Linked DNA regions of Mus musculus: regions 2 and 3 are each linked to region 1. Evidence: chromatin loops called from intact Hi-C (ENCODE). Cell type or tissue: left cerebral cortex. All regions are shown on one strand. Region 1 holds the start of Nck1 (non-catalytic region of tyrosine kinase adaptor protein 1). Region 2 overlaps Stag1 (stromal antigen 1). Region 3 overlaps Pccb (propionyl Coenzyme A carboxylase, beta polypeptide).

The links. A loop is a pair of places that touch in the nucleus more often than their neighbours do. Peaks named below come from ENCODE experiments on the same cell type or tissue, not always from the same donor. Only the 100,000 strongest peaks of a DNase experiment are listed, where the experiment ranks them.
Region 2: a loop joins it to region 1, with 2.1 times the contacts of the local background. A loop is called at or near these places in 12 of 42 quality-filtered maps.
Region 3: it touches region 1 in a loop (2.0-fold over the local background); 2 of 42 quality-filtered maps call a loop at or near these places.

Annotation. Positions count from the first base shown.
Region 1 is chr9:100,541,967-100,549,966 of GRCm38, forward strand. Nck1 (non-catalytic region of tyrosine kinase adaptor protein 1) reads right to left here and starts at 4,168. Exons shown (of 4, transcript NM_010878.3): 1 at 4,029-4,168. It overlaps Gm46139, which reads left to right. Exons shown (of 2, transcript XM_017313741.1): 2 at 3,491-8,000. The coding sequence ends at 4,138. It also overlaps a transcript of Slc35g2 not described here. In left cerebral cortex, CTCF peaks have their summits at 3,898 (motif pointing right), 4,743 and 6,540 (motif pointing right); DNase peaks (open chromatin) are centred at 2,969, 4,241 and 4,889; H3K4me3 peaks cover 2,280 bases; H3K27ac peaks cover 1,606 bases.
Region 2 is chr9:100,920,047-100,928,046 of GRCm38, forward strand. It overlaps Stag1 (stromal antigen 1), which reads left to right. Exons shown (of 34, transcript NM_009282.4): 23 at 7,977-8,000. Among named protein-coding and RNA genes, the nearest start is that of Pccb, 110 kb to the right of the region's middle. In left cerebral cortex, no CTCF peak of the experiment used is centred here; no DNase peak of the experiment used is centred here.
Region 3 is chr9:100,997,662-101,005,661 of GRCm38, forward strand. It overlaps Pccb (propionyl Coenzyme A carboxylase, beta polypeptide), which reads right to left. Exons shown (of 15, transcript NM_025835.3): 7 at 1,504-1,612. Among named protein-coding and RNA genes, the nearest start is that of Pccb, 33 kb to the right of the region's middle. In left cerebral cortex, CTCF peaks have their summits at 4,600 (motif pointing left) and 6,260 (motif pointing right); a DNase peak (open chromatin) is centred at 958.

The sequences.
Region 1 (8,000 bases):
ATTCTCCTGCCTCAGTCTGAGTTCTAGGATTTGGCAGTTTATTTTAAACAAATAAAAAAACAAGCCATACTAACCAACCAAAACATATCTGGAAAAAAAAAAAAAAAAAAGCTTCTAATCTTTTTCAGATCAAAAAAGGAAGCACTCAGTGAGGCCTGGTAAAGTACACCTTCAAACCCAGTACCTGGGAGGCAGAGACAGGAGGATGTTTTGTGAATCTGAGGCCAGCCTGGTCTACCTAGTAAGTTTCAGCTCAACCAGGGCTATACAGTGAAACCTTTTAACACACACAAAAAAAGGGAGGATAGGCAAAAAGACTCAGAAAACCTTTACCTGGCAGTTTTCTGTGCTGTCTTGTACCACTGAACTCATTATAGGCAACCCAACACTGCTTTTATTAACAAACTTTAGAGTTAAAAAAATAAAAAGCTCTAACTCTACAAAATGGAAAGTGATTTTTACAATGTGTTTAACACAAGCAGACTGCAAAACTGATTCTTGACAGACAAAATGTGAAAGTGTTACTGTTTTAACACCCAGAAAAGAACATTTAGTTAACTCATAACATTTAGATACATGATAAACCCTCCAAGCTCCCACCAAACCATTGCAATATCCTTTCAAATCCCCCAAAGAGTCATTCTTTTTACCAAATAAGACAAGGAAAATAAATTCTAACAGTAAAACCTGAAAGGCAGCCATTCACTGTCTTTCCTCTTAGGTGCTGAGGATCCAAACTCCCTCTGTCCATCACGGAGCTACATCCCTAGCACCATCTTACACTTCTTAGGGGGCTACAGGACTCAACTACACAGACAATTGAATTTGTTAACACTTCTAATATATGGAGTCTGAAAAATACAAATTAAAAGGTCATATGCCCGGAATCCCAGCTACTGGGAGGCTGAAATCAGGAGATGGAAGATCACATTAGAACAAAATTTGAGCAACAATTTAGAGCAACGATTTGAGAGCCCACCTCAAAATAAAAGTGTTGGATCTCTAGGGGGAAAACACAAAATGAAAATTACATATTGCACAAGGTAATAATATGGTATCATAAAGAACACATGACACTTGAATAAGATGACTTTGAGTCTCAGCTCTGCCCCAACATCAAGATGTGGACATGTCAGTAGATATTTAGCATGGATTTCACGTTCTCAATCTAGAAAACAAAAGGCTAGATTCCAGTGTTTCAACAACGTTCCATGATATCATGACACAAATCCATATAAAATTAAAAAGCAAGGGGAAAAAAAAAGTCAGCTGGGGAAAGGATGTTTAAGAAAAAAGCACAGCAATAACTACACAAGCAAATGTCATCACAAAACACACCGCTCTGTGCGCTAACTTAAAAAGAAAGAGGGCGTGCGAAACAAACAAACAAAGACTCAGTTTAACATAGGTAACAGAAAATCTTGACAACCTTCACTCAAATCACAATTAAATTTCTAGGGACTGGAAAGATGTCTCCAGTTAAATTCAAGTATGGTTCTTGCAAAAGATCCAAGGCTGATTCCCTACAACAGGAGGCTTGTGACCCCCTGTAAGTATCTGACACTTTCTCCTGGCCTCCCTTTTCAGGCACCTGCCTCTTGTGCACATATCATGCCCTCAACATACATACAAGCACACACTTTTTAAAAATGTTTAACAATATGTAAAACAATGTAACTCTGGATGGGTGTCAAGATGCCTCTGTAGTTAAAGGTACCTACAGCCAAGCCTAAAAACCTGAGTTCACTTCATGGGACCTCTGTGGGGGACAGAGAACTGACCCCTCACAAGCTGTCCTGACTCTGGGTGTAGAAAATATAATAACCAATCACTTTTTTAAAAAATAGAACTTTAGACTGATGATACACCTCAAAGGTTTATGAGAAGCCATTGGTCTCACCCCAAAACTGAGGGAAGGCAAAAGAGACAGGAGAGGGAAAGAGAAGAGAGGGCGGGGAAGGGAGGAAGGAAATTAAGGAAGAAGGAAAGCTTAGCGAACTTTTCCTTTGCAAAGTTAGTAGTTTGCAGAGAATGTTTCTGTATTAGGACAGATGGCTCAGTGGTTAAGAGCTCTTGCAGAGGATCTCTGTTCTGTCCCCAGAGTCCACAGCACATGTCGTACAAAACACTACAAAACACATAAAATAAAAATAAACCCTTAAAAGACTGGAATCTAGAGGAAAGATATTACTAGTGTCTAAACAGTGAAAAATATGTTCAAAGTATTATTTTAAGATCAGCACAGGCAGAACACATTTGAGATCCTCCAGGCAGAAAATCCAGTTAGAGTTACTGAGTAGTTCAGAAACTGAAAAACAATATATAAGAATACAAAGGTAAGATTTTTTTTTTAAAGAAAACAACTACAAAAAAACAGTACAATGTTAAGGTTTATGTCTGGGTTCCTGAAAGCATGCTACTAATGTATCGCTAATGAAAGACAGCTTGGAGGCGTGGGGCATCAGTTGTGAAGGGAAGACTTTGAAGTTCTATTTCCTTGATAGGTTAAAGTGAGAATCAGGCAGGCCTGTCAAATTGTCGTCAAACTGTTGGATTTGTTAAATGCTCAGTTCACGTTTCCTCCAATTTTACTTAACAGTGAAATAATCATTTGATTTTCTGGCATTGAAAGCATCCATTCTTCCACATTGCCAGAGTTAATTCATTTTTTTTCAAGTTCTCCTGAGAAGGAATTTATTTACAATAATAATCACAACAAGCCTTGAACTCTAGAACGAAGTTCTCAAATTAGAAAATCAGCAGCATAAACTATCACTCAATGTTTAATAAGGCAATACATTAACGTGTCGACTTATTAATACACGGATCTGTTGGGCTTGGAAACCTAAACAATTTAAAATGCTTGCTGGGGAGGCAAATCTTTTCAAACATAATGCTCATACATACAGCGGAGACATCAACACAATGTACGCTTTAGTTACTCTAGCCAATTCCTACAGAAGTTTTCCCAGAGAAAGCACCACATGTGGCCACGATGAAAAAAAAGTACTAATCAACCAACGCATACGCTTTGACTTAACTATCACGATGTGAAGAGAATATCTATTTAAAAACAAGACTGAAAATGATCAATCAAAACTTTCTCCTTGGACTATTTCTCTGTTCATGTTGTGACGTCGCTAAAGGCTGAAAGCACACAATTGATTTCCAGGTGCTTAAGAAACCGTTAAGGCTGATTGATCATCATCAAGCTACCAAAGCTTTTGAAAATGGAACGCTTCTTGCAAAACTTGACCCGTTTTTTTGGCCGAACCCTGGATTCTCACTGCTCCCCACCCAAGATGGGGTCAGGAAGTTTTCTTCATCTCGTTCTTTCCTAACTCCTGTGAATTCTTTCCTAACTAAGGGCAGTATTTTTCTTCGGGTGACTTCAGCTCGGCTCGACGTTAACCGGTCATGTTACGGTCCTCAACCCTGAACAAAAAACCAGCTTCCTTCCAACCCAGCTGTTAACACTGAACCGACCTAGCACGGAAACCCGTACGACAACAGTACGAAACCAACCCAGAGGACTGCTTTTCCTGGACCAACCCCACCTCAACAGCCCCCGGACACCCACATCTCTCCTGCTCCGGAACGGGAGGGGGAGGGGAGGGCGCGCCCCGAGGATGTCCCCCCTCTCGGCTTCCTCAGGCTGGCGGCTGGAGGTGAGAGCGCCCTTCCTGCCAGCCTACCGTCCCGGCCTCGGACACCGACACAGACCGCCGACAGGGCTTTCTGCGGAGAACCGCCGAGGCAGCGCGCCGCACACTTGCCTGCCCGCCTCCCCGACCGGCGCTCGCAGCTCAGGCCAGAGGCCGCGGGGTCACCGGGCTGCACCGCGGACACCCGAGCTCCGCCGAGCGGCCTCCCCGCCCCCTCCGCTCCGCTCCGCCGCCAGCAGACGGCGCCCCCGGGCCAACTTCGCCGGGGAAAGAGGAAGCGACTAGAGACTAGCAGGCAGAGCGGACCGACCGGGAGACCGAAAGGACTGTGCGTGTGTCCGCACGCGAGCGAGGCCGTCTCACCTTCCCTCCGCCGAGCCCTCGGCTCCAGTCACCTGAGGACCGCACCGGGACGCCACCGCGGCTGCCCGGATGCCGTTACCGCACGAGGCCTGTGCTGCGCCGCCGCGTAGCTCTCGGAGAGGGGCGGGGCGCGCGCAACCGGTGGGCGGACCGTTGCGGGCAGGAAACCCGCTCCACGCCCAATCTAATAGGCTCCATCGCCTCCTGCGCCCGCCCCTGACGCTTCAGCGGAATGCGCCGCTCCGGGATTGGGCGAGCGGGCTTGTCAATCAAGCGCGGGCCCTGAGTGGTCCCTGAGCTGAGACTGCGCGGCCTTTGGACAGAAGGTGAGGAGCGCCGGGCCCCACCGCCCTGTTCTCCCCTAGCCTCCTCGGTGGCTGCTTACTTTCCGCCTCTCCCACTGCTACTAAAACCTGTCATTCATTTTAAATCGCTCATTAATGTCGAACAGCGGTCCCGAGTTCAACCCAGACTACTCTGGTGCCTGCATCTGAAAGGGCCGACCAGCTGCAGATCTTAGGGACAGGGAGCGACAAAGAAAATGAAGCCTCGGGGGAAAAATGTAAGATGTTTGTTAATGAAAACCACAACCAAAATAAGCTTTGCGAGCAACTTCCGAGTGCCCTGGCGCGTGGGTAGCCTTCATTCCCGGCTTCCAGTCCTGTGAAAAGGACAGTTACTTCTGCCCTAGGGGTGAGTATGGCAGTGGCACAGTCCCAGCCACCTGCCAAGGAAGGCATCAATAAATCGGCTCTCCTTCCTAACTTGCCTTACAGCGACTCATAACCTGCCTCACTATTTCCCAATCACCTTTGTTGCTTAGTGTGGGTGTGGCACCTAAAAGAAACATTCTAGGTTAGGTAATTTTATGGAAACACGAGTTTTTGCCTCCAGCGTAGCTGCACCCATATACCTAGATTGCAAAGTCTATTAAAAGAACTGTTTCACCCACGCCCACCTCGTGCCTAGCACATCATCCTCAACAATCGAGGAATTAATACAGCTTCCTTTCATCTTTTAAAAATTCATTTTTATTCTTTGTGTGTTCGAGTGTTTGGTGTACTTGTGTTATACTTGTGTATAATTTTGCTGCCCATGGAGGTCAAATGAGGGTATAGGATCTTCTGGAACTGGAGTTACAGATGGTTTTGAACCACCCTGTGGGTGCTGGGAATCAAACTCAGGCCCCTTGGAAGACCAGCGCTCTTAATCACTGAATCTCAGCCCCTTCCTTTAGCTATACTACAAGCCCTACCTGTAAATCCTAAAAAGTTGTTTTCTGCTTTTAACTTAATTGCATGTTAATAAATACATGGGTGGCCTGCCCTAGGTAAAATACAAGTTACCTGTAGCCCCTTTTAATCCTGAGTTTAGTTGAGAAAAGTAGAACATAAAACTGGGGAAAGGATACTCTGCCTATTGTTAGTATCAAAAGTAAGTAATGCAAATTATATATTTAAAAACATACATACCGAAGAGAAGGGGGTGATGCATGCAGAAGCAGGTGGATCGAGGCCAGCCTGGTCTACAGATTGAGTGTGAGTTCCAGGACAGCCAGGGCTACCCAGAGAAACCCTGTCTCAAAAAACAAAAAGACAAATATATATATATATATATATATATGCAGAGACAGGTTCAAGTTCTGCAAGTTCAAGGCCACCCTGGTTTATGTAGCAAATCCTAGGACAGTCAAGGCTACATAGAGAGATGCTATCTCAAAAGCAAAAACATACAGGCAGCTGACCCCCATTAACTCCAAAGGAGGATATTTGGGGTAATAAAGGAAATAAGAATCCTCCATATCTTAAGACCTTTCCCAGTAAGCTATTGACAGCTTATATAGTTAGAATGACCTAGTTTAGTGTCCCTATCATACAGTAATGTTTAGGAGGAAGAAAATCCTACCTATCTGCTATCAAGAAGTTATCACAGACTTGATATTGAAGTGTAAACATTAGTGGGCCCTACTAAATAAACTTAACTTCTGGATTTAGTATAGTTATGCTGTTATAGGAAAGAGTCTACCTTGTATGGAAGGTGCTAAAATAGGCACTGCAGATCTTGAGTCCACACCAGTGTCAGATATTGAGATTTAAACCAACCTGTATTATTTCTGTGCTAACCATATCAACAGTTGTATGTAGGGACAGATGGGCATTAAGCCACAATGAGAGGGAAATGTGTAGTAAGACTATTTGAGCAAAAAGAAGGGCTTGGGAGGGAGTTACCAAGTCTAAAGACATTAAGCAATTATAGTAATGTTGATGGAGCAGACAGTGGCTAGATTTGAAGCAATGTGTTAGGAAAGCTGAGGTCCTTAGAGTTTATCCTACAAGAAATGAGAAAGAGTTGTTTCACTAAAGAGTTGTTTTTCAGTACTTTTTCAGTAGATCATTCTGATGTTTTCTAGCTCTTGTTTCTACTGAGAAGCAAGTAGCAATTCAAAAAAAAAAAAAAACCAACTTTCTTTTATGTGTGATGGGTTTTGCTTACATGCAGTTCCCTCAGAGACCAGAAGAGGGCACCAAATTCTGGAACTGAAATACCAGACAGTTGTTAGTTGCGAGTGGGTGCTAGGAACCCAACTCGTCTTCTAAAGACCACAGTGACAGGAGCTGAACTATGACCCTGAAAGGACATTGTACAGCATAAAAATTTTTTAAAAAGGATAAAACTGTAGGCATAATGTTTTTATACACTGTGTTAATCAAATGCTGATTTCTCTGCCCTCATACCTTGTTTCAGTCCAGACACAGCATTGTAATGCTTATACCAAGAATCTCCTGTCTCAGGTTTGTGTGTAAAACAGTTCTTATTCTGTGCCTTGTCAATAAATGCTGATCACCCAGTGGCTGGGTAGAAAAGACAGTCGCACCCACCAGCCAGAGGAAGGAGAGAGGGAGAGAGGGAGATTCAGATCAGCAGCAGGATGGAGGAAGTGGAGCCATGAAGAAGGGGTCTGAAGAGCTGGGTCATTATCACGGGATGGGGCTGGGAGGTAGCCACATTAGCGCAGAAGTTTAGGATAGATCACTTAACTATGGGTAATGAGGCGTAGTTTTAAATAAATCTTGATTTCTCTGTGAAGTTACTGGGGACTAGCATAACATAAATAAATACAGTCACCAGATTAATTCACAGCCACATTTATATTAAAGAAATTTCATTCACATTAAGCCATAGAGCAAGGGGGAGCAGGGTAGGCCATACCGTTGTCCAATCATACTTTGACATAAGGATTGAACAAGGGAGTGTCCATCCATCAGGACTGGAGTTGGTCCCTGGGCCTGGGAACAGGAACTTGTTTGACGCTGCCGACAAGATGGAGAAGTTGTCCTTGAGATGTCTGGACTCAGGCAACTGTTTCCTTACGACAGAAGCTGTTCAGCTACTGGGAATCCCCAGCTCCCCTGGGACCTGGGACCTGGAATTTAGTTTCTCTGTATAGTCGAATGGAGTCTGAAAATGAAATGGAGTCTGAAAATGAAATCCTTAGAATGAGTTTCTCTAGCTTGTTCCCAACGATGTCTATGCTCACCCTTAGCAGGTTACACCCAAGATTACATATGTGGACATATGCTGCCCAGGGTCTTACTGAATCTCCCAAGCTGGCCTCAAATTTAGGAGCATCCTGCCTCAGCTTTCTAAGACACTGAGATTACAGGCTTATAGCTCTATGTCTGGCTCAGTTTGCATAATGTCTGTTGATATCTAATGTCTAGTAATCCCTGAAAATCTTAAGTATCAACACTTCCCAACGCTGGCTACCTTGCTAATGGATTTGGATTTGTTTGGAGATAATTTAGAAACATTTTATTCAGAAAAACAGAAATCACATTTTACCACAATGGAGGAAATTTAGGATTATGTGTTAATGGACTGAAAAAACTGACGCCAGGTTTGGTGGCTCATGCCTGTCACCCCATTATTGGGAGGATCACCCCAGGTTCAAAGCCAGCATGGGTATATAGT
Region 2 (8,000 bases), 380 kb after region 1:
TATGTATGTATTGTTGGGTATAAGGGATGATCTTTTGAGTTAAATACTAAATTTTTAAATATTGGTTCATTCTAGCTGCTGGTGACAAAATAAGTAAGTTGCCTCATCTTAAGCTCCAGTTTTCTAACATAGAGGACAAGAAAGATATTAACTGCTTGTAACGTTTCGGGGGCAACTAGATTGAGTATTTTAGTTAATAGTACATATTAATTTGTTGATTTTAAATCTCAGTTCTTATCATTGTTTTCGTCTGCCATAATAAAAGATGAATTATCTGCAGTATAAACATGCCCAGTGGCTAGTACAAGATTGAGGTACAATGTGGTAAATTCATGCCTCCATCTTAATTGAGATAATTTGTGCATTTTTTTTTTCATTTTTTTTTATTAGGTATTTAGCTCATTTACATTTCCAATGCTATACCAAAAGTCCCCCTTACCCACCCACCCCCACTCCCCTACCCACCCACTCCCCCCCTTTGGCCCTGGCGTTCCCCTGTACCGGGGCACACAAAGTCTGCGTGTCCAATGGGCGGCCTCTCTTTCCAGTGATGGCCGACTAGGCCATCTTTTGATACATATGCAGCTAGAGTCAAGAGCTCAGGGGTACTGGTTAGTTCATAATGTTCTTCCACCTATAGGGTTGAAGATCCCTTTAGCTCCTTGGGTACTTTCTCTAGCTCCTCCATTGGGAGCCCTGTGATCCATCCATTAGCTGACTGTGAGCATCCACTTCTGTGTTTGCTAGGCCCCGGCATAGTCTCACAAGAGACAGCTACATCTGGGTCCTTTCAGTAAAATCTTGCTAGTGTATGCAATGGTGTCAGCATTTGGAAGCTGATTATGGGGTGGATCCCTGGATATGGCAGTCTCTACATGGTCCATCCTTTCATCTCAGCTCCATACTTTGTTTCTGTAACTCCTTCCATGGGTGTTTTGTTCCCACTTCTAAGGAGGGGCATAGTGTCCACACTTCAGTCTTCATTTTTCTTGAGTTTCATGTGTTTAGGAAATTGTATCTTATATCGTGGGTATCCTAGGTTTTGGGCTAGTATCCACTTATCAGTGAGTACATATTGTGTGAGTTCCTTTGTGATTGTGTTACCTCACTCAGGATGATGCGCTCCAGGTCCATCCATTTGGCTAGGAATTTCATAAATTCATTCTTTTTAATAGCTGAGTAGTACTCCATTGTGTAGATGTACCACATTTTCTGTATCCATTCCTCTGTTGAGGGGCATCTGGGTTCTTTCCAGTTTCTGGCTATTATAAATAAGGCTGCTATGAACATAGTGGAGCATGTGTCCTTATTACCAGTTGGGGCTTCTTCTGGATATATGCCCAGGAGAGGTATTGCTGGATCCTCCGGTAGTACTATGTCCAATTTTCTGAGGAACCGCCAGACTGATTTCCAGAGTGGTTGTACAAGCCTGCAATCCCACCAACAATGGAGGAGTGTTCCTCTTTCTCCACATCCTCGCCAGCATCTGCTGTCACCTGAATTTTTGATCTTAGCCATTCTCACTGGTGTGAGGTGGAATCTCAGGGTTGTTTTGATTTGCATTTCCCTGATGATTAAGGATGTTGAACATTTTTTCAGGTGCTTCTCTGCCATTCGGTATTCCTCAGGTGAGAATTCTTTGTTCAGTTCTGAGCCCCATTTTTTAAGGGGGTTATTTGATTTTCTGAGGTCCACCTTCTTGAGTTCTTTATATATGTTGGATATTAGTCCCCTATCTGATTTAGGATAGGTAAAGATCCTTTCCCAGTCTGTTGGTGGTCTTTTTGTCTTATAGACAGTGTCTTTTGCCTTGCAGAAACTTTGGAGTTTCATTAGGTCCCATTTGTCAATTCTCGATCTTACAGCACAAGCCATTGCTGTTCTGTTCAGGAATTTTTCCCCTGTGCCCATATCTTCAAGGCTTTTCCCCACTTTCTCCTCTATAAGTTTCAGTGTCTCTGGTTTTATGTGAAGTTCCTTGATCCACTTAGATTTGACCTTAGTACAAGGAGATAAGTATGGATCGATTCGCATTCTTCTACATGATAACAACCAGTTGTGCCAGCACCAATTGTTGAAAATGCTGTCTTTCTTCCACTGGATGGTTTTGGCTCCCTTGTCGAAGATCAAGTGACCATAGGTGTGTGGGTTCATTTCTGGGTCTTCAATTCTATTCCATTGGTCCACTTGTCTGTCTCTATACCAGTACCATGCAGTTTTTATCACAATTGCTCTGTAGTAAAGCTTTAGGTCAGGCATGGTGATTCCACCAGAGGTTTGTGCATTTTAAGTCTCTCGTTTTGGTTCTAACAATGAATACATTTTCCTGTCTATTTGATTTTAGCTTCCTACATCTTTTTATAGTACAGGAAAAGTCCAGGTGTCTTTTGGAACAACAATAGTCACGTTAGAGTTCCTGGGTCATAGATGCATTAGCTTTTAGATAGTAACAGAAACCAGCAAGCTCATGCCCTTTAATCCTCATCCCTTAATTATTTTTAAGTTTAAAATTTTTAGAACTTATTATGATTGTATGTACATGACAAGTGTGAATATGTGAGGCCACAAATGGTGGCTCTCTCCTTCCACCTTGTGTGGGCTCCAGGGATTGAACTCAGCTCATTAGGCTTGCACCACAGGCAGTAACTAGTGCCTGATGAGCCGTCTTGCCAGCCCCTAAGTTTAAACTATCCACCTTCCTATATTGGTATATTGGTAGTTGTACAGTTATGCTTCTCAGAGAAAACAGACTTGACAATGGCTTTTATCTGTTTTACCATTGCTTCGGGAATACTATTTTGTGAGTTTAGGTAGAGCACAGTTATTTGTGATTGCTGCCTCATAAGCTGCATTAATCCACACTTAGCCTTCCACTCCACAGCATTTAAAACCAGACATACTGACCCTGATGAGTATTATCAAGGTGTGTTCTAATAAGAGCTCCTCGGGTCTTCAAAATAAAGTAGTTCCTCCACATTGAATCCCACAGGTCTCTGTTTCTCTGTTATGCCTTCCCCTAACTAACATTGAGTACTTTCTTGGTAATCAGGGGTTATTGCAGGTATTATCCTGCAATAATTTTCCCCTTTGTGAAAAAGGAAACGGATTTGATATCACTGACCTGAACTGAGACAAGTTGACATCTAAGTATGGTCCATCCAGCATCAGGTCCTTGATGCAAACCAAGTACACTTCCTTTTCCCTTTTATTTTGGATTTTAAAGGTAATGACCAAGTTATTATGTTTAGTTCTTATTTTGCATTTCTATGTATACCTAATGAATGATCTAGGAAGCTGGGTCTATCCCATCTTTGAGTTCCATTGACAGCAGTTATATTTAATAGCCATTTGTAACACAAATGAAGTTTTGATCATACCATGAGTAAATATGTAGTCATCTAACCAAATGTTCCTCATCCTCTATCTACTTTTTCATATTTTTTTCCTAAACTTCATGTGTTCATGAGTCAAGGCTATTCTGTTACTACCACCAAATGTAAGAATATTGAGGAAGAAGAAAAACAATTTGTGTTTCTCCTATGTATTTCTGTGACCCAGAAGTGGGAGGAATAGAAAAGGAAAAACCCTTCTAGAAATTTTGTTTCTTTAGTGCACATCAGCTGATAGTATCAGTTCTGATACTACCTGGAAATGGATGCTGTAAATTGAGGGCTCACTTCTGTTGACAGCTCCAGATTGTTTTAACCCACACTTCTGATTAAACTGCTGTGAATCTGGTATCTTAGTTTTTGTTGTTTTTTTTTTTTTTTTTCTATTTCTGGGATAACATACCATGACTAAGGTAGTTTGAGGTAGTTTTCATGACTTATGAAATAGTTGGAGACTTAGAGTTTTAGAGGGTTAGAATCCATAACTATCACAGCAGGGAGCATGGCAGCAGAAAGGCAGGCATGGTGCTGGAACAGTAGCTGAGAGCTCACATCTTGAAACAAGACCAAGAGGCAGAGAGAGAAAGAGAGGGAGGGAGGAAGCGGGAGAGAGAGAGACTTGAAAGGTGCCTCCACGCCTGCCCCCAGTGACACTTCTCCAACAGAGCACCTAAGCTTTCCAAAACAGTTCTATTAACTAGAGACTTTGCATTCAAATATATTAGCCTATGGGGGCCATTCTCATTTAAACCACATCTGGTTTCCCATAATCACTCCTTGCATTCTATATGTTACATAGTGAGCACACCCTGTGATATATAGTAACAACAATACACTGGATACAGATGAACACCAGAGAAACTCTGATCTCTAAGATACAGTGTTTATCTTTCTAGAAGCTCCTTGAAACCTGTCCTTTTGAGTTACTTTGGAAACTTCATTACATAAACATGCTTCATTTCATCATTGGCACTCAACCCAAACATTAGCTTCCCACTCCATGGAATTGGAAGAAAAAGTTTGGTTATTAGATAGTGACAGACGATGCACCCAGGAACTTTCAACAGTGGCTGCTTGAACAAGACCAGTATAATGCCACCACCAGTTCACATGCTAAAGCAGACAAGAGAAATCCTACATGGTCCCTAGATGAAGAGCTATAGCTATTCGTCTAGAGACAAGATGGAGAGAAGGAGAATCACTTTCTTCCACTGATAAGCCCTAGGACAACTTGTTCAATCCTGAGTGATGAGTTTGGGCATATGTATAAACAAGAAAGGCTAAAAAAAAAATCTCAATATGTTATATACATATGTGCATATATACATATGTATAACATGTAACAATAAATAAAGAAGACATCTTGACAGCATGGACCCTGTGCTTTTGGCTGTTATATTCGTTCCTCCCCTTCTTCCATGATTTTCCCCGAGTGATAGATGTAAGGGTTTCATTGCAAATGTATCAGTGGGGTACCCCATACTCTCATTTATTCTATGCATTTTGACCAGTTGTGGATTTCTCCACCTGTTGCACTGCATTTATCTGTAGGGATAAGGATAAGTATTTAGAATATTGTTCAAAACTATAAGGAAGAAAGGTTTCTAAAGGCCTAACATGAATTATACCTTGTCCTTTCAGTGAGTAGCTTAAAGGTGGTGCTTATGGAATACCAGCCTAATATTAATCAACTCATTATCACACACAAAAATGTCATTTCACTTTACAAAGTGCAGAGGTTTTTTTTTTCACACTCCATATTTTATTTCCCACCCCCACCCCACCCAGCCTCTAATTTCCCTGGAGCCTCCAGTCTCTTGAGGGTGGGTGCATCATCTCTGAATGAACACAGACCTGGCAGTCCTCTACTGTATGTATGTTGGGGGCCTCATATCAGCTGGTGTATGCTGTCTGTTTGGTAGTCCAGTGTTTGAGAGATCTCAGGGGTCCAGATTAATTGAGACTGCTGGTCTTCCTCAGAATTGCCCTTCTGGTCAGCTTCTCTCAGCCTTCCCTAATTAAACAACAGGAGTCAGCTGCTTCTGTCCATTGGTTGAATGCAAATATCTACATCTGACTCTTTGAGCTGCTTGTTGGATCTTCTGGAGTGTGGTCATGATAGGTCCCTTAAAGGGTGCTTCTCCCCTCCCCCATTTACCTTCCCCCCCACACACACACACACCTCCCTCCCACATCCCCCTTCCCTGAGGTATCAAGTCTCTACAGGATTAGTCAATCCTCTCCCATGGAGGCCAGACAAAACAATCCACTGCTACATATGTGCCCCAGACCAGCAATATATGCTCATTGATTGGTGGGCTTAGTCTCTAGGAGCTCCCAAGGGTCCAGGTTAGTTGATACTGTTGTCTTCCTACGGGGTTGCCATCCCCTTCAGCTCCTTAAATCCTTCCCCTAGCTCTTCCATAGAGGTCTCCAACCTCAGTCCAGTGGTTGGCTGTAGCTACATCTGTCTCAGTCAGCTGCTGGTAGAGCCTCTCAGAGGACAGCCTTGCTAGGCTCCTGTCTGCATGCTTCAGTCCCACTCAGAAAAGGGAACAAAATAATCACAGGAGGCAAAGAGAGGGAGGGGAAGTAGGGATCAGAATCATGTATGGGGGTGGGGGGAGATAGGAAAGAATCCAGAGGCCCAGGAAAGTGAATGGAAATATGCAGCTGTGGGTGGTGGGGAGGGAGGAACCTCTAGAAAGCCTCAAAGCCCTGAAATGTGAGAGACTCCCAGGACTCCCTGGTGGTGACCTTAGCCAAACTACCCAACAGTGCAGAGATGAAACCTGAGTAAACTGCCTCCAGTAGACAAACAGTAGAGGGATGGGGTCACCAACCTACCTTCAAAATTTTTGATCCAGAATTGTTCCTGTCTAAAAGAAATGCAGGGACAAAAATGGAGCAGAGATTGAAGGAAAGATCACCCAGTGACTGGCCCAACTTGGGATCCATCCCATGAGCAGGCACCAAACCCTGACACTATTACTGGTGCCATGTTGTGCTTGTAGACAGGAGCCTATCATTGCTGTCTTCTGAGAGAAGAGACTATCAGCAATTTTATAAACCTTGATTAAAAAAATAGTATTTTAAACAGTAAGCAACTATTAAAAATGAACACATTTCACTTGGCATCTTTAGCTATCTGTTCCTGGTTTGTTTTGGCATCTTCATTTTCTGCAGGCAGGCATGGTGCTGGAACAGTAGCTGAGAACTCACATCTTGAAACACAACCAAGAGGCAGAGAGAGAAAGGCTGTTCCCGGGCTTGCCAGCGCTGGCTTTTCCCTTTGCGTGCCTTCTTGTTTCTTTGCAGGGACCTTTTTACCCTGGACACTGGCTTTGGAGGAGCCAGTTTAGCAGAGAACTTTGCAGAGTTTTCCCTGGTGGCTTCTTATTAACAGGGCTTTATCTCTTGGGTGCTGGATAAATTTCCTTTTCTTTTCAAAGCTCAAAGTTCAGTCTTTAGTACCGAAGAAGGTGGGGAGTGAATTTATTTTAAAGGAGAAGCCAAGTTTGGTAACAAATGTCTTTAAATCCCACTCAGGAGGCAGAGGTAGTCAGCTCACTATGAGTTCTCAGCCATCCTGGTCTAGGTGGTGAGTTCCAGAACAGCCAGGGCTACAGGGCTACATAAGAAGACCCTGCCTTAAGAGAAAGAAAGGGGGTCCTGAAGGTAAAGGGTACTTGATGCAGAGCCCAATGATCTGAGTTCAGCCTTGGAACACACAGTGTGGAAGTAAAATCTGAGTTCGGCAAATCGTTCTCTGCCTTGGCATGGACACACATTCACACACACCAAACAAACAGAAAAAATACCTTAAAAACAAGAAGAAAATAACATTTATCTTCATACTTTTCAATATTACCATGTGTAGAATAGTATCAGACTTGTCTAATGAGAAATCATGTTTATCTCCAAACTTAGAATTAAGTCACATAGTCCTCCCTCACAACATAGCAAGCACTACATTGAAAATAGGAGATATATTTCTTGCTGACTTGTTACTGTCTTTTCAGTGTGCTGCTGCACTTCATCACTTTGAATGTTTAATCACTATTCCAGTTACGTGTCTGCATGTATGTCTGGTAGATGTGTGCCTGTGAGTGCAAGTGCCTGGGAAGGCGTTGGACCTCCTGCAACTGGGACAGGTAGCTGGGAGCTGTGCAGTATGGGTGCTGGGAGCTGTCCCTTGGTCCTTGGAAAGCAGTACATGCTCTTAACCACAGAGCCATTTCTTTAGTCTCACATTACATCATCTTACTGGTACATTGCTACATTGTGTGTTATAGAGCTAACAATTTTAAGATCTGCATAGATAAATCTACACTTATAAAAGGAAATCTGAATATTCACCTCACATTTCATTAACTAAGACTGGATGTATAATAATGTTAGGTTCTCTACCCTTTCTATTATGTTCAATAAGTAGGAAATAACTGTACTAATTGGTTCCCAATAATGAGTTTAATTCTCTGGTTTCCTTTATAATAAACAAGTTGGACTATTTTCTGCTTATTATTTCTTGGATCGGTTTTCTGGGATGTGGTTATTCATGTTTGCATATTTGAATGTGTTTTACAGGAGGATTTGTTGGTATTGAGGAAA
Region 3 (8,000 bases), 460 kb after region 1:
ACAAAAGACTAACACTTTTTAAATTTGAAAATATAATTATATCATTTCCCCATACCTCCCCTTCTGTGCCCATCCCCCTTTAAAAAAAAATGTTTTCTGTGGAACCTAGACTTTCAAAAAACATATACCATGGGTCACTGAGATGACTCAACAAGAAAAGCCACTTGTGACCAAATCAGACAATCTGAGCTTGATCCGAGGGCCCACATGTAAAAGGAGAGAACCAATTCCCATCAGTTGCCCCCCAACCCCCAACAGTGATACTGTGCGTGTCCCCTTTGTCACATTCACACAAAATGTAGTGTACACACACACATGACCGGCATGGGAGCTGACAAGAGACAGTCTGAGAAGAGAAAAAAAAAATCAATAAAGAGAGACAAGAGAGGGAAATGGGATAGATATGAACAGAGTACCCAATAGACACATACAAAAATGTAGATATGGAAACATTTGGTACAATAAATATACACTATGAACAAATTTAAATGACAGCATTGTTGTATGACCCCACTTATATGAACTGTCCCAAATTAGCAAATACACAGTTTGGTGGTTTGGATGTGTTTGGCCTAGGAAGTGGGACAATTAAGTGTGACCCTGTTGGAGTAGGTGTGTCACTATGGGTGTGGTTTTTGAGACCCTCATCCTAGCTGCCTGGAAGTCAGTCTTCTCCTAGCAGCCTTCAGATGAAGATGTAGAACTCTCAGCTCCTCCTGCACCATGCCTGCCTGGATGCTCCCACCTTGATGATAATGGACTGGGCCTCTGACCCTGTAAAGCCAGCCCCAAGTAAATGTTGTCTTTGTAAGGGTTAACCTTGGTCATGGTGTCTGTTCACATAAGTAAAACTCTAAGACACCCAGAAATAAAGTTGGCTCACGACTGCACATACTTCCGGCAGCTAGAATCCTCAGTGTGCAGTAGGGTGTGACTGAAATAACGTTTTCCTCAAAGCCAAAAGTAAAAGTCCCAAGATAGCATCCCAGAACATTCCTTTGCAAGTTCTGCTGAAAGTTTATAAATCACACCTACTTATGACCACCCAGACAGTCCCAATATCACTTTACAGATGAGAGACTGCAGAGAATTGCTAGCCTAGCACGTGAGCAGCCCAGGGGTACGAGTGTGGGATATTAGTAATAGCCTACCACTTAAGTCTGAGACTGCAATCTGCCCACCACTTCTGTGGGTGTAAATCACCGTCTTCCTAGGTAAGTGCTGTCAGAGAAGTGGTAGTTTTTAAAAACTAACTTTCGGGCTGGTGAGATGGCTCAGTGGGTAAGAGCACCTGACTGCTCTTCTGAAGGTCCGGAGTTTAAATCCCAGCAACCACATGGTGGCTCACAACCATCTATAACAAGATCTGATGCCCTCTTCTGGAGTGTCTGAAGACAGCTACAGTGTACTAACATATAATAAATAAATCTTTAAAAAAAAAAAAACTTTCACCACTCTGCCCGGCAATGCGGAGAGAAGGAAGGTGACGGTCACACCTCTCACCTGACACAGTGGTGTGGGTCTTGGCACCACCCAGCTGCTCTTGAGTGACATCCTCATTGGTAACAGACTTCACAACTTCAGGGCCAGTGATAAACAGGTAAGATGTGTCCTGAAATCAGATGTCCACAGTGTCAAAGTCAAGTCACGTAGCTACTCAGAGCTCACGCACCAAGACCACAAATGCAGGGGAGGAGACAGAGGAGAGTGGCAGGAAGAGGCTGGGACTCTAGATGCCCACAGGCTGAGGACTTGCTTTCTGAGCCACAGGGTGATGGTTTAAATGAGAATGGCCCCCAGGGACTCACAGATTTGAATACTTGGTCACCAGAGAGTAGCACTGTTTGAAAGGATTAGGAGGTGTGGCTATGTTGGAGAAAATGTGTCACTGGGAGTGAGCTCTGAGGAGTCAAAAGCCCTTGCTGAGGCCAGAGTCTCTCTCTTCCTCCTGCCCGTGGATCGTGATGTAGCTCCGTCTTCAGCACCATGTCTGGATGTTGCCGTGCTCCCTGGATAATGGCCATGGACTAAATCCCTGAAACTGTAAGCAAGCCCTAATTAAATGCTTTCTTTTATAAGAGTTGCTGTGGTCATGGTATCTCTTCACAGCAACAGAATACTGACTAAGACACACGCTGTTCTCAGAAGAGCACTGCTGTCTGCTTCAGTCTCAGTATGTTAACCTGCAGTGTGGCAAACCTAGGGTCACAGGTCGCCCTGACTTGGGAGTTCATATACTATGTGCTTATCTTGCAGCTCTTCCCAGGATTCTGTCATTAAAACTTTTAAAAACTCCTACAAGACCACACTTCCATGAAGAAACTGAGGCACAAAGACGGTACAGTGAGACCTTAAGTGAGACTGCTTCTGTAAAAACCCATTAGCCAGTGTTCTGGTATGACTGAGGGGGCAGCGGGGAAAGGAAGGGAAGGAGGACAGAGAGAAACAGACAGACAGACAGACAGACAGACAGACAGACAACTGACTGAGAGGCTGAGGTTCTGACTGGTTATGAAGCCCACACTGACCTCAACCTCTAGATCATCCTGCCTCTGCCTCGTAAATGCTAGGATTACAGGTGTGCACCACTGTACCAGACTTTCCTATGCAGCTTCTACTTCAGGTAAAACGTTTGTTCACACAGAAGTGGAGGCAATGGAAAATGAATCCAACTCTTCAAACTCCACCCTGAGAAGCGGCCACTTCAGGCCCTCATCTGTCTTCCCAGAGACATTCGATAAGTCCAACATATTTTCTCTTACAAACATTTTTCTTTTGACACAATTCTTTGTAGCCATGTCCTGCGCATATTATTTTCAACCAAATTTTCCTTATTTTTAAAAACAAAATATATACTATCTTAAGAATCCACGAATACTGTAGATTTTCCATAACTAATTGCCACAGTTTGGCATAATTTAAGTGACCACTCAAATTTCTAGTCTCTTACTAAATAAGCAATCCTGCAATAAATCCCCTATCCAAATCATCAGTTAGTATTTTTCTGTCTGTGTTGTTAATGGATGGTGTGTGTGTGTGTGTGTGTGTGTGTGTGTGCCCATGTACTCGCTCGTGTGTGTTAGTTCTCTCCACTGACATTGACAAACTAAGAAAAAAGAATAGTCTGATATTACCTCTTTAAATGTCTGGTGTTTTGTTTGTTTGTTGTTGTTGTTTTTTGTTTTTGTTTTTTTGTTGTTGTTGCTGTTTTATGTTTAATGTTCTCTAGGTTATAAGCTCTGATATATTTAAGAAGACCAAGCTGGGCATGGTAGTACATGCCTTTAAGCCCAGCACTTGAGCCAGAGACAAGGGTAATCTCTGAGTTCAAGGCCAGTCTGGTCTACATAGTGAGTTCCAGGAAAGCCAGGGCTAGGCTACATAGTAAGACCCTATCTAAAATAAAATAAAATAAAATCCAAAGTAAATACTTAAAAGGAGAACACTTGAATTTTTCAGACTGAATATTCCCATCTGCAGGTACATTTAAATTGATTATGAATTATTTTTGTTTGTTTATTGAGATGGGTTTCTCTGTTTAGACCTGGCTATCCTGAAACTCCCTCTGTAGACCAGACTGGCCTTAAACTCACAAGAGATTCACCTGCCTCTGCCTCCTGAGTGATGGGATTAAAGTCCTGCATCACCATGGCCCACTTGGTATAGGCTTTAGAGCAGTTGATCATCCCAATCTATCCAGGGATGCCCACACTAGTAAAAGCAAGTACTGCTGTCAGTTTGATTTTGCTTGATAACGAGGCCAACTGCCATGCACCAGTGATCTCATTAATACATATCCAAGGCTGACCCTTTAAAGTCAAACGTTGCTTCTTACAGTATACCCAAGGGACAATGAAAAGACACCAATAGATACGGACGGCCTTTCACTTAAAGCTGCAATTATGAGTTAACATTGAAGATCATTAGCTCTCTGAGTACTTTTTCCTGTTCTTGTTTATAAAGATGTTCCTCATTAAAATGCATCAACAGCTCTAAGGCTCTTGCTGGAATATGAATTTACCTAGGGAGATAACAGAAAAACATGCAATGTGACAAAGTGTGTAAGTGTCTATGTATCTTCTATGTTGTGTCCTTGTTTAGAATCATACCAGTAAGGCCTTTCCCACTACATACGCACTGATTTGTAAGTGTTCATAGAATACTATTGATAATAATTTTAAAAAGAAAAGAACTAGCCGGGCAGTGGTGGTGCACACCTTTAATCCCAGCACTTGGGAGGCAGAGGCAGGCAGATTTCTGAGTTCAAGGCCAGCCTGGTCTACAGAGTGAGTTCCAGGACAGCTAGGGCTACACAGAGAAACCCTATCTAAAAAGGAAAAGAAAAGAGAAAAAAGATGGAGATGGAGATCTGTGGATACATGCACACGAAGGCAATCGTGTTTGCCTAGGGAGGAATCTCCCATTTACCATCTTACGCCTCTGCATAATTTGTCGTGCACATGATTAAAATCAAATGCATTATCAGAAGGTATATGCCTTCTGAAAATGGAACTATATTTGTTAATTAAAACAGAAAACCAGGCAATGGAGAGGGTAGGTGGTTAAGAGCACAGTTCTAGGGTAGCTGATGCCCTCTTCTGGCCACCCTAAGTACTACATGCATGCTGTGCACAGACATACATGCAGGCAAAGTATACACACATATAAAATAAAATAAACCTTCTTAAAAGTTTTTAAAATGAAGAACCACCCAAACTATACGCCTTAGGAAACACACTCCTCCTTCCCTTGAACCCCATCAAAGCCCAAACAATTATGGAGGTCTTCAGTACCTCCACTCCCACAGTCCTCTGTCAATCTTAACCGTGTATTTCTGGTCTGTATCTTTGCTTTGAGTGACGTTACATTACTATTTTGTTAATCTGTGTGAGCCATTATTTTATTCTTGCCTAAGAAGCTATGAACCTCAGTCACCGGTAACACAGTGGTACAGACTTTTTAACCCCAGCCCTGAGAGGCTAAATTCAAAGTTCTTAAGTTTGCAAACAACCTGGACTTCGGGGTAAGAAGCTGTCTTTATGGGGCCGGAGTGTTGAGGTTTGGTCTTTTTTTTTTTTTTTTTTGGTTTTTCGAGACAGGGTTTCTCTGTATAGCCCTGGCTGTCCTGGAACTCACTTTGTAGACCAGGCTGGCCTCGAACTCAGAAATCTGCCTGCCTCTGCCTCCCAAGTGCTGGGGTTAAAGGCGTGTGCCACCACGCCCTGCACGAGGTTTGGTCTTTTGCTATGTATTATGATGCTAAGCACCGCCCCCAAGACCTGGTTGCCCCAGAAATGAGAGTCCCCACTTAAAACCAAGTGATGTTATGTGACCTTGCTCCTCAAGTTATTTCTGATTGGTGAATACAGATACCGACAGCCAATAGCGGGGCAGAAGAGACATAGGCGGGGTCTAGGGTTCCCTAGATTAGGATTGGAGGAGGACCACAAAGGGTGGGGGTGGGGAGGAGAGAGAAACCATGATAAGCAGCCCAGAAAGCACGCCAGTTAGAGTTAAGAGCAGCTCAGCTGAAACATAGCAAATAATAACTCAGAGTTATAGATAGGAAAATTTATCTTAACAGCATAGAGGGTAGATATCCGCCCAGCTCTAGTGCTGATTAAGGCCTATCTGGGAACTAAATAATCTAAAGCAGGGTAGGAACTCCAGGTTGGGATTAAAAACGTCTAAAACACAGGAGAGATGGCTCAGCAGTTAAAAATCTCTGGCTGCTCTTTCAGAGTACCTGGGTTTGGGTCCCAGTGCTCACGTGGGGCAGCTCGCAACCATCTGTAACTCCAAATCTAGGGATCTGATGCCCTCTTCTGGTTTCTGAGAGCAACGCACAGACAGACAGCAAATAAGCAAAAAAAGCAAAACAATCAAAAAAAAAAAAAAAAAGCTATCTTTTAAATTTTTTGTTGTAAAGAATTTCAAAACATACCGATAAGATTCAATTACATATGTTTATGGGTTTTTTTTTTAATTCCCACTTTGAAGGTATGGAGAAAGATTTATCTGGCCAACAATTGCCAAAAGAATTAGATGTACTGATTTTAGGCAAAATTTACTTCAAATTACAGGAAAGGATAGTGAGAATAGCAGGTGTGGGGGACATACAGAGTGGGAAGATAAAGTCTGGAGGACATAAAAAGTAGAGGACATACAGAGTGGGGGACATAAACAGTGGGGGACTGTGATGGTGTGTATTTTGTCTATTTTATATGGATGATTTCTGTGCTGCATGTACACCTGCATGCCAGAAGAGGGCACCAGATCCTTTTATAAATGGTTGTGGGCCACCATGTGGTTGCTGGGAATTGAACTCAGGACCTCTGGAAGAGCAGCCAGTGCTCTTAATTGCTGGGCCACCTCTTCAGCCTTGTGATGGTGTGTATATGCTTGGCCTAGGGCGCGGCACTATTAGAAGGTATCCCTGCTGGAGTAGGTGTGTCACTGTGGATGTGGGCTTAAGACACTCATCCTAGCTGCCTGGAAGTCAGCCTTCCACTAGCAGCCTTCAGATGAAGATGTAGAACTCTCAGTCCCTCCTACACCATTGCTGCCTGCAGGCTGCCATGATCCCACCTTGATGATACTGGACTGAACCTCTGAACCTGTAAGCCAGTCCCAAGTAAATGTTGTCCTTACAAGAGTTGCTTAGATCATGGTGTCTGTGCACAGCAGCAAAGCCCTAACTAAGACAGGGACATATAGAGTAGGGGACATGACTGGGGAGCATAGAGAATGGGGGGCATAACAAGTAGAGGAACAAGTGGGAGACATAAAGAGAGTGGGGGTCTGAGCTGAGAGCACTCAGGGTAGGGACTGTGAAATGTATGACAAGTACTGTGAGCAGGGACTGAGGGAGGCTGGAGGCCGACCTGGGCTTTGCTCTGCAGCCACAGGTATATTTCAGTAGAGCCATATGTCCCTTCTGTCAGAAGAGAAATGACCTTTTAGGACAGATTGGAACTAGTTTCACGAGTTCCTGAGGTGTGCTGGCCTTTATCTAGCCACCAGAAATCTTCCTATTGGCCCAGTCTGGGATCATTTATGGACATCTCAGGCCAGCCTGAGACCTAGAGACCTAACATGGGACATCTCAGATCTAGCCTGAGACCTTGAGACTAACAGGGGCAAGACAGAGAGACTAGTCGGCCAGAGAGGGTGGTGACTGTTGAGAGGATAAAGTACTTGAAGACAGTAACTCCCCCGATTCCAAAAAGGCCAAAGTAAGATGGGACCCTGTGGGACGCCCCACTTGCCAGCAAGTAAGACGCCACAACAGGATCCTTCTGCACACGTTTATTGGGAGAGCTTGATCACAGAGGCGAAGAGACCCCAAGCCCAGAACTGGTGCTGCTTATATAGGCCTAGGAGAGGCGTGTCTCACACCCGGATTGGTTATGCACTATACCTCATTTGCATGTTCCTCATCTGATTGGTTATTCTCTCAGAACCTCATTATCATGCCTGGGCCAGGCAGTGTCTTGGCAAAAAACTTTACTGCAATATGTACACATTGGTTGTTTGCCCAAACTTGCCAGCAGTAGCCAGCGCCACTCTGCAACGGTGCATGTGGCTTCCCACAGGACCCCAAGGGCACAGCTTCCTCCTCAAAAGCTGATAGTGCCCTTCTCATGCCACCCCAGAGGTCAGGGAGAAGCTATTGGGCAGCTCGTTTCTAAGTCTTAAACTGCTCAGGGCAGCCCCAGTGGCACCAGGGCAGTGTGCAGCTTCCACGCTAGATACACAGAGTGGGGACCCCCTTAACCAGGGGCTGTGAAAACTTCCCCGATTCGGACACTACAGTACATGAGGTGGGGTTCCTCCACATTAGCACTGGCCCCTCAGCAGCCACTCATAATGAACACCGAAGCTGCCCTGGTAGCGCTTGGACTCAGGGCACACATTTGCAGAATACCCCTAAAGTCCCCCCCTCCATGGTCGCTATAGTGTAGTGTTCTGAAGCAAGGGTTTTCAAGCTACAAGGGCTA